Linked DNA regions of Homo sapiens: region 2 is linked to region 1. Evidence: chromatin loops called from intact Hi-C (ENCODE). Cell type or tissue: heart right ventricle. All regions are shown on one strand. Links, peaks and the distances in the headings refer to the core of each region. The heading gives the core; the rest is flanking DNA. Region 1 overlaps FAM217B (family with sequence similarity 217 member B). Region 2 has its middle 20 kb from the start of LINC02910.

Region 1 (5,376 bases), core at 1-5,000:
GCCGAGGCAGGCGGATCACCTGAGGTCGGGAGTTCAAGACCAGCCTGACCAACATGGAGAAACCCTGTCTCCACTAAAAATACAAAATTAGCCGGGTGTGGTGGTGCATGCCTGTAATCCCAGCTACTCGGAAGTTTGAGACGAGAATCTCTTGAACCCGGGAGGCGGAGGTTGTGGTGAGCCAAGATCGTGCCATTGCACTCCAGCCTGGGCAACAAGAGGGAAACTCCGTTTCAAAAAAAAAAGAAAAAGAAAGAAATTGAGAAGTAACGCCTCATAATATTTGTTCCCAGCTTTTTAAATTGAAGCTGGTTGCATAATCTGGGGAATAGTCATAATTTCATGTGTTATACAGTTTAAAAAGCCTGCAAAAGTGACTTTGCTTGTTTACTTTCTGCCTCAGATTGACTATTTTAACCAATATTGTCACGACTAGATCATAGCTCCTAGTGAATAACATGAGGTGTTTTAAAGTTAGGTCTATTACAGAATTAACATAAGCACAATTTTAATTTTATGATATCTGATATGCCTATCTAATACATCTTAATGCATTAAATGCTGCAGATAAGAATCTTGCTATTTTTCAAGTAGACAACATTAGAAAGTTGAATCATGAACTCATTCAATTCATCAAGTCAAAAGCACTGAGTGTTTTGCTAGTCTAGTGACATGGGTTATTGTATTTCCGAGAAGTGCCTCTCATTTCTGGGGAGTTGTTTACATATACCCTGCATTTAAACCAATTAAAACAATCCAAGTTTCTTTAAAAAAAAAAAGAAAAAGAAAAAGAAAAAGAAAAATATTTTAGGCTTAGAATTATCTAATGGAAAAAATGTAAAAAAGTACAAAAATGAACTAAAAGTATATCAGTATTTGCAGTATTTGCTGTGATTACTTAGGTTTAGACTTTCTCAACTTCTTAGATGACTAAATGGGCTGAAGACTTGTAACTAACTTGAATAGGATAGACTTCATACCCTGTGACAAAAAGGATGGGGAAGAGAATATCATTGGTCTTGCCATATACCTCCTAGCTAAAAGGAAAATGGTTTGTAGTTGTTCTTGGGCCTACTGTGTTGCTTTTCAGAAGGACATAAGACTTTCTACTTTATCTGATATGGATATCGTCTACTTCCTCATTCCTTTATGCTCACTTATGGAGTAGTTACATAGAAATATAACTCTTGGTGGTACTGTATTTTAAGGTAATTCAGAAGCAGTATGTATTATTTATGTACATGTACAGGACACCATTCAAAATGGCTTGAAAATATTCAGCATGTTTGTTATTTGCTGTTATATTGTATGTTTAGTTTTGTATGTGATAAACAGAATTGATGTAAGTTTTTGTGGACTTGAATTTCTCCTTCCTTGAGATCAATTAAACAGCAGAAAAATATTGTCTGGATTTTTCTGGTATTGTTTTGTTTTGCTTTTCATGCAGTTCTCTTCTGAAGCTTGCCTTTATTTTCTCCCTGGTTATTTAAAGGAATTGCCCAGGATGAAATGCTGTTACAACTCCTGTCTTAACACTAAGCGACATGGGTGGCCAAAGCACAGGTTAACATTACCGGATATATCAGAGAAGCATTGCAGTACATTTCTTGAGTCGCTCTTCCACTTACTACTCCATGTTGAGGATTAATTAGGGTAGCAGGATGCAAATTCAGTAAGCATAAATTAAGGTAACCTGTGATGTAATGAACTTGCACCTTTATGTACATATCCGGAAACGAGTACCATCTCTTTCAAGGAAGTGGCCTGGTTAGGAGATAGCAGTTTTGAGCAGCTCCAGCTGCAAACATTCTCAAAAGCCCTTTGCTCTTCTTTCTAACTTCACTCTGACAATAGGGTGCATTCTTTTGAGTCTACCAAATTGTGGCAGTAATGTTCAGTGGCTTAAAAAGTAAGTTTTTGGATATGTTTTGAAAATTAACCACGCTGGAGGTTTAAAATCTTTTTTTTTTTTTTTTTTGTACAGGAAATGTATTATTTTGGGCTGTTGCTGTTTTATTATCCACAAGGTGGCGACCAAACCCTTTCAGATAGCAGTGAATTTGGCCTGTGAGTACCTTCTAGTCAAATAAAAAGGTTTTTACTGGAATCAAAAAGAAATGGAGAGAAAAAGACTTTTTGACTTCAGGCCCAAAGCATGTTCTTTATTTAACTTCACTCTGCCATCAGAGAATACAGTGGTTTATCATATGCAGTTAGGTGCTGTGGAGGATTCTCTTTGATTCATTGAACAGTCTCACATCATAAAACACTGTATCCAGCATAGAATCGTCCTCAATGAAGTAACATAAATCATCAATTTATAAAAATCTTCACAGAGATCCCTGTTTCATAAAATGCAATTTGAATATTTTTGTCTTCAGCAATTTAATGTATAAGGAATTACTGTAATAATACTGGAAAATATATATGGAATTAAAAATGGAATAGTCATAAATAATTGCCCTAGCTTAAATGAGATTTTAGAGCAAACAAATAACACATATTTAACTTTAGATTACATTAAGCGAGGACAATTTCATGTGAGCTCCTCCCTAGACCTACTGAGTCAAAGTCTGCATTTTAACAAAATCCTTGGCACATTAAAGTTTGAGAAATCTGCTTTCCTGGTACTTAAGTCTGCAAGTTTGAGTGACTACCTTTATGGTGGGTGAGTAGCTGGTAGGCCCTCTCCCCCTCAAGCAAGCCATTTGCTTATCTAGCCCTATTTTCTCCGTAGTTTAAAGGCACTGGGCTGGCTGCTTACCTAACAGGTTGCCTAAATGAATGATTCACGGCCTCTGATAAAATCTGCTCCACAAGTGAATGCTAAGGAGTTGAAGTTTATTTATTTATTTTTTTCAATAGCTTTTAGGGTACAAGCGGTTTTTTGTTACATGGATAAATTATATAGAGATGAATTCTGAGATGTTAGTGCACCTGTCACCCGAGTAGTGTACATTGTACGTCATGTGCAGTTTTTTATCGCCAGCCTCCCTCCCAACTTTCCCCTACTGAGTCTCTAAAGTCCATATGTCACTCTGTATGCCCTTGCATATTCATAGCTTAGCTCCCACTTCTAAGTGAAAACATAAAGATTTGGGTTTACCACTCCTATGTTACTTCAGTTAGAATAATGAGGTCAGGAGTTCGAGACAAGCCTGGCCAACAAGGCGAAACCCTGTCTCTACCAAAAGTGCAAAAATTAGCCAGGCATGGTAGCATGCGCCTGTAATCCCAGCTACCCAGGAGGCTGAGGCAGGAGAATCCTGGAACCCGGGATGCAGAGGCTGCAGTGAGCTGAGATCGTGCCACTGCACTCCAGCCTGGGTGACAGAGCAAGACTCTGTCTCAAATAATAATAATAATAATAATAATGACCTCCAGCTCCATCCAAGGTTTTGCAAAAGACATTGTTTAGCTCCCTTTAATGGCTGAGTAGTATTCCACAGTATACTATATATATGTGCGTGTGTGAGTGTGTGTACATATATATCACATTTTCTTTATCCACTCAGTTGATGGGCACTTAGGTTGGTTCCACATCTTTACAATTGCGAATTGTGCTGCTATAAATATACGTGTGCAAGTGTCTTTTTCATATAATGACTTCTTTTTCCTTTGGGTATGTGTTAGTCTGTTCTCATGCTGCTATAAAGAAATACCCAAGCCTGGGTAATTTATAAAGAAAAGAGGTTTAACTGACTCACAGTTCCACATGACTGAGGAGGCCTCAGGAACCTTACAATCATGGCGGAGGGCACCGCTTCACAGGGCGGCAGGAGGGAGAATGAGAGCTGAGTGAAGGGGGAAGCCCCTTATAAAACCATCAGATCTCAGGAGAACTCACTCACTATCAGGAGAACAGCATGCGAACCACCCCCATGATCTAATCACCTCCCAAGAGGTCCCTCCCATGACATGTGGGGATTATGGGGACTATAATTCAAGATGAGATTTGGCTGGGGGCACAGCCAAACTGTACCAGGGCAGATACCCAATAGTGGGATTGCTGGATCAAATGGTAGATCTACTTTTAGCTCCTTAAGGAATCTCCATATGTTTTCCATAGAGGTTGTACTGATTTACATTCCCATCCGCAGTGTACAAGCATTCTTTTTTCCCCACATCCATGTCAATATCTATTGTTTCTTGAGTTTTTAATAATGGTCAGTTTTACAGAATTAAGGTGGTATCTCACTGTGGTTTTAGTTTGCATTTCCCTGATGATTGGTGATGTTCAGCACTTTTTTCACGTTTTTCTTGGCCATTTGTGTATCTTCTTTTGAGAACTGTCTACTCATGTCCTTTGCCTACTTCTTAATGAGATTACTTAGTTTTTTCTTGCTGATTTGTTTGTGTTACTTGTAGATTCTACATACTATTCCTTTTGTCAGATGTGTAGTTTGCAAATATTTCCTCCCATTCTGGGGTTGTCTGTTTACTCTGCTGATTATTTCTTTTGCTGTGCAGAAGCTTTTTAGTTCAATTAGGTTCCATTTATTTATTTTTATTTTTGTTGCATTTGCTTTTTGGGTCTTAGTCATGAATTCTTTGCCTAAGCCAGCGTCTAGAAGAATTTTTCCAATGTTGTCTTCTAGAATTTTTATTGTTTCAGGAAACTGGCAAGCCACATGTAAAGGAACGAAACTGGATCCCTATCTGTCACCTTATACAAAAACCAACTCAGGATGGATCAAAGACTTAAAATATAAGCGTTCGGGCTTCTTAGATCACCTAACCACCTCATCTGATTTTCCTTACATTCAGACTCCTAGATTTTCAAACTCCAGGTGTGGAACACTCACTCGACTTCCCTTGTCTCTTTCCTTTCACTCACTTGGTCATTTTGTCCAGGATTAGAAGAGTGTTCACCATCTGTCAGCAAGCTTTTCCTCTAAACCCATCTCTTGAGATACTCTGCCTAAATAAAGCAAGGAGAAAGAAAAGGAAGTCTTTGCTTTTCTCGCGTGGTGTTTTCAGTTTTCTAAATGCTGGAATGAAATGCTTTTTATTTGTAGAATTTATATAATATTGAAATAGCTTAACAAGTTTAATTGAAGATGTTCTGATTTTTTAAAGTATATATGTTCACCTTAACAGAACAGTTTTTGATGCAGGAAGATAAAAACAGCTGTTTAAATCTTCCCCTTTACTTTCCTTTCCTTCATTTTCTCCTTTCCTAAAGAAGCATAAACAATTTATGTCAGGGGTGTCCATTCTTTTGGCTTCCCTGGGCCATACTGGAAGAATAATTGTCTTGGGCCACACATAAAGTACACTAACACTAACAATAGCTGTTAAGCTAAAACAAAAAATGCAAAAAAAATTATAATGTTTTAAGAAATTTTATGAATTTATGTTGGGCCGCTTTCAAAG
Region 2 (5,384 bases), core at 146-5,145, 86 kb after region 1:
AGTTAGTGGGTGCAGCGCACCAGCATGGCACATGTATACATATGTAACTAACCTGCACAATGTGCACATGTACCCTAAAACTTAAAGTATAATAATAAAAAAAAAAGAATCACATTTCCAATCCTGGTGTCTCATAGAGGATCAAAAAACAGTGTATGAAAGACGCATGATGTGGGCATTTAGAGCATTGGCTTTGGTTTGGGAGGAAGCCAGGGCTTAACACCAGCTCTATTATTCACCTTGTGTGAGCTTGATTAAGTGTATTCAACACTTTGAGTCCTTATTGCTTTGTCGGTAAAATGGGGAAAATAGTAACACCCCTCTTACAGGTTTTTTGAGAAGTCATTGCTATTACTCTTACCACCATCACTGCCCCGGGAACTTGTCTTTGTAATAAGATTTTTGGTGGATCTGAAGCTGTGGGTTATTGTTTAACCTCCTTCGTGTACACAGGCTGCCTTCCTTCATGCATACATGCACGTGGCAAATACTTATCAAATGCTTAGTGAATGCTAAGCCTGTGTTACCATTTTGCCTACGTTATTTAATTCTCACTTTCTGTTTTCACCCCATTTTGCAGATGAGGAGAACAAGGCTGGGAGAAAGCAAAGGAGCCACTTGTTTAAGGTTATGCAGCTGAGAAATGAACAAGGTGGGGTTCGAGTCCAGAGTGCGCATTCCCCATCACCCCTTAACAAAAAGGCATGTTTCCCAGGAGACTACAGAGGAGAATCGGCAGGTGGTCACAATTGCAGGGCTGTCTCAGGCTGAGCAGAGAGTACGGTGGAGGGGCATGGGCCTGCTGTTGGCGGTGAGGGCCTTGGAAATGGCTTCCTGGAGGAGATGGCAATTATCCAGGTAGACAAGATGTGTGTGTGTGTGTGTGTGTGTGTGTGTGTGATCATGAAGAAGAAATAATGTGCAAAGCCCTGGTCATAAATAACTTTTCCTCTGCAAACTGTGGATGGCAGTTCACCATGTTTCTCACCACTGGCCTGGTCACTGCTTATCCAATATGCATGTAAGAATTACTTTTTCTCTTTTTTCCCTTCTATAAATTCTCATAGAACTTCCTTTAATGCATTAAAAAAGCAACTAGCATGTTCAACCCATGATATCATATATCCTATGTTTTAGGATGCAACTAAAGTGAATATATAGGTGAAGAGGGTGAATCAGTGCAGCCGGCAGCACAGGGAAAACCAGGAACTGTCAATATAGCAAAGGTGGGAAGCCCAGGGAGCTGAAGCTTCAGGAACCCTGGGACAGAGAGTGTCTCCCTGCATTCCAGCTTAGAAGTGCTGCTCTTCAAGACAGAGTGTCACCAGCTCCATTTGTCCATAAAGCCACATTGTTCGAAGGGAAGGCAATGTCCCTCTGCCACTGCTCACCATGAAAAGACAGTGCTGTGTCAGGAACTGTGGGGCCAGAGCTTTGTGCTCTGGGGGAAGGGTCATGAGGCAAAAGGTCACAAGAGTAGCCAGGAAAGTTCTAAATTAGCCTTGGGAACAAGCCAGGCCCAGAGCAGAGACCCAGAGTTCAGGAATGTTCCCTGGCCCTGCCCTTGAAGTCTCTGCTCATAGCCTCGGAGCCGTGGCTACCAGGGAGGGTGGCTAAAAATACCTTGGTCAGGGGCCTAGAGATTGCACTTAGGAGACTGCTTTCCAGAGGCAGCCCGGGGAGAGCCGACAGCAGTGTGGGCGCCAGGGCCCCCACCAGCTACAAAGGTCAGCCAGCCCCCAGCTGCCTTCAGGTGGGTGTTTCTGCCAGTTCTCCTTTAGTGTTCAGGCTCAAATGAAAGGCCACTTTCAGCAAGTTTTCCTGACATTGTCGGAGACTGGAGCCAAGGCCCTGTCTGTTTTACTTTCTGAAAGAGCCAGTCTGAGAGATGGATGGGTTGGCGACTGAACACCACAAACAACAGCAGTGGGCTTTAACCTGATGGTGGAGGCTCCGGCACAGGTGGGGAAGGCCAGTGGCTCAGAAGGCCTGACAAGGACAGGACCAAAGCTCCAACAGCTCAGAGCTGGACTCCTTCCCATCCCAGATCTGAGCTCTTTGGTTCTCCTTCACAGAGGTGATTATGGTTCATAGTATCTTCTAAATAGAAATGCATATCATTTAAAATTTTTAATACCAATGTGTAAACTGAACCACACTTTAATTTATTCACCTAACAATCCACCTAAGAGATCCTGCCCTGTCAACATAGGTATAGTTATTGCACTTTTTAGAGTTTTTATGTCATTGTTTGTACGACTGTGTTATAACTTAAGCAGTTTTCTGCTGAGAATATTCAGGCTATTTCTGGCTTTTTGCTACAACAAACAGTCCTGCTGAGAACATTCTAATTCACACTTTTTCTATGCATGCATGAACATATTGTTAGGATACAGTCCTAGCAGTGAAATTCCTAGAGGAATGGGAACATACGTTTACAATGTTAATACCTATTGACAAATTGTTTTCCAACATTCCCACCAGCAGTGTGTATTATCAGTTTTTAAATATTTACCAGCCTAAGTAAAATAACTTAAAAAGGGTCTGTAATTTTAGTCTTAACCTCCATAACTTTCATTATAAATGAAGCTGGAACATATGAAATTATGTTTATGAGCCACTTATTTTCCTGTGAACTGCCTGTTTTTGTCATTTACCCATTTTTTTTTTTCTGATAGGTTGGTGGTCCTTTTTATTTATTTGTAGGAATGCTTTGTATGTGGTATGGTTTGGCTGTGTGCCCTCATTCAAATCTCATCTCGAATTGTGATCCCACATGTTGAGGGAGGGAGGTGATTGGATCACGGGGGGCGGTTCCCCCATGCTGTTCTTATGATAATGAGTGAGTTCTCACGAGACCTGGTGGTTTTATTTGGGGCTCTTCCCCACTTTACTTTCTCTTCTCTCTCTCCTGCCACCTTGTGAAGAAGAGCATGTTTGCTTCCCCTTTCGCCATGATTGTAAGTTTCCCGAGGCCTCCCCAGCCCTACAGACTGTGAATCAATTAAACCTCTTTTGTTTATAAATTACCCAGTCTCAGGGAAGTTCTTGAAAGCAGTGTGAAAACAGGCTAATACAGTATATGAGGATATTAGCTCTGTTTGTTATCTATGTTACCTTTTTTTCAGTTTGTCCTTTGGTTTTTGATATCTTTTTCCATGCAAAAACTAAAAAAAAAAAAAAAAAAAAAAAAAAAAGATGAAGTCAAATGTATCACTCTTCTTTATGGCTTTAAGAGGACACTGATTTCTGAATGGTGAGAAAAGGAGGTGACAAGAAACTTCTGCACCTTCCTGCACCAAACCAGACTTGACCCTGGAACACAGCAATCTGACCTGGCTGCGTGTTTCATGTGTGGTGGGTTGATGGCCCATCTCTCATCCTGGTCACTGTCACCTCTGTTTCCTACCTGCTTAGCCTTTAAGCTGCGAAGTCATCCTGGACATGCATCACCTCCCCAAACTCTGTCTTGTCCCCATTGCCACCCTTCCCCCAGCCTCTGGACAAATCTCCCTGCTTCAGTGTCTCTCATCTGTTGGGTACAAACATCCCCAGAAGATCCCCCGCCACACATTCCCTGGATCAGAACCCATCAGTGGTTCCCTAGTGCCTGGGAATTTCCATTCAATGGCCTCCGAACCATGAGCCTGCCTTTTCTGCCTGAAGCCCAAAACCCCAGCTACAGATCTTTACCCCAGAGACCATCTTGGGCCTCCCTCCAGGCTTTTGCTTACTCTGTGCCCTCATCCTGGAGTCCTGTCCCCACCCCTATCTACAGAAACTCCACCAGCCCTCCTGGCTGCCCCGATGGTCCTCGCACAGGGAGACTTGTCTACCTCCCGAGGTCACGTGTGGGCTCTGGTCCTCTTGCCATCATGGCAGAGATTTTGCTGTATCTCCCCCTGGCTGCTGGTGCTCTGCTTACCTCCTCCAGAGTTGTTAACAAAGAGCTGAGGATGCTGAGCTGCCCAGGGACTTGGCTGCAGGTGGCATAGGGAGCAGCAAGGGCTGGCCAGCCCATGAGCTACACGCCCGAGTCAGCTGCCTCCTCTGGGTAATGAAGTGGAAACGTTGCTCTCCACCTGCCACCTCCAGGGGCTTTCTTGCTCTCTCAAGTGATTCTAACCACTGGTCATTCTTAGTTACCAACCACAGCTCCAACACTGGGCACCAGGGATGCTGAAGGGAGCAAAAACAATGAGCCTCCCAAGAGGTGAGATGGAAATTAATCTAATAACTACACAGAAAAAAATGCAATCATAACTACATTCAGTGCCACACAAAAGGTTTGTGAATCAGGAGAGTGTATCTCCAGGGGTCTGACGTAGTCTGGGGGTTGGGGAAGCCCCACAAATGCCCGAGCTGCCTGTGAGTATGAACAGCGAACTGGAGGGGGCAGTGTCCCAGTGGAGGGACAGCAGGAGGGAGCCTGGTGCACCCGTGACTCACACGGCTGGGGAGAGGGCTGAGGAAGCTCCAGCATTCCTGCTTCCCCTGATCTTGCCCTTCAGAGGGTTTGAGGCTGAACCAGTCCCTCTTTGAGGGAAGAAAGGGAAGATGTGTCCCCTGCCTGACAATTGACAAACAGAGCACATTCCTTTCTTGGTTCCAATGTCATTTGCTTGAGAACAAATGGACCAAGGAGAGGTGGCAGAGCAGGGATCCTCCAGCAGTGAGTTGTGCTGGCCCTGGCTGGTGTTTCAGGATAGGGTCCTGGTGAAAGGTGACAGAGGTACAGCCATTGAACCACAGGCTCCTCTCCCGATGGTGATCCTCAAAAGGGAGGCTGCTCCCAGGTGGGGTGCCAGCTGCAAGGGAGCCTGAGAGCATAGGCGAACACTGGAAACAGAACATCTGGGGATTCTTCTGTGCCTTGACTTTCTGTATTCTTAATATCTCGATGGCAGAGAAATCTGAGATCAAGGCTAAATATTTGCCTCTGCTTCGGATTTTGATTCCACTAGAAAGACAGTTGAAATAATGTACATTTCAGCTTCCGATGAAATAGCCAGCAATGGAGGATCTGTGTTTGTTTGCGAAGTTTACTCACCCAATAAATCATTCCTTTGCAGAGATGCCATTAACTAACAATTCAAGGTTGGTAACCTCCAATCAACAGTGATTAAAGAACTTTCGCTGAATGGCAGAGAGAGAACACGTTTTTCTGAACGCTAGCAGCAGTCGGCTTGCACCATCCATCTTTTCTTTGATAAACTGCTCTGGACTAATAATTCCAGATGGAAAGATTTTAAATCAAGTACGGAGGTTGGCAGGATCAGGGAAAACTCTGAATAATTGTAAAGACTATTTTATTGCAGACTCTTTTCAGATGGGAGACAGTCACCTAGGTTCTCAAGAGTGGATGGTGTTTCCAGGAGGGGTAT

What was found. Hi-C counts contacts between places; a loop is a spot of excess contacts. Peaks named below come from ENCODE experiments on the same cell type or tissue, not always from the same donor. Only the 100,000 strongest peaks of a DNase experiment are listed, where the experiment ranks them.
Region 2: a loop joins it to region 1, with 2.9 times the contacts of the local background. A loop is called at or near these places in 10 of 110 quality-filtered maps.

Annotation. Positions count from the first base shown.
Region 1 is chr20:59,947,270-59,952,645 of GRCh38, forward strand. FAM217B (family with sequence similarity 217 member B) reads left to right here. Exons shown (of 4, transcript NM_022106.3): 4 at 1-1,411. Among named protein-coding and RNA genes, the nearest start is that of CDH26, 8.5 kb to the right of the region's middle. In heart right ventricle, for the core only: a CTCF peak has its summit at 2,020 (motif pointing right); no DNase peak of the experiment used is centred there; H3K27ac peaks cover 675 bases.
Region 2 is chr20:60,032,906-60,038,289 of GRCh38, forward strand. It overlaps a transcript of CDH26 not described here. Among named protein-coding and RNA genes, the nearest start is that of LINC02910, 20 kb to the right of the region's middle. RefSeq lists enhancers at 3,605-4,106, 4,107-4,606. In heart right ventricle, for the core only: a CTCF peak has its summit at 2,919 (motif pointing left); a DNase peak (open chromatin) is centred at 1,486; H3K4me3 peaks cover 1,476 bases; H3K27ac peaks cover 2,992 bases.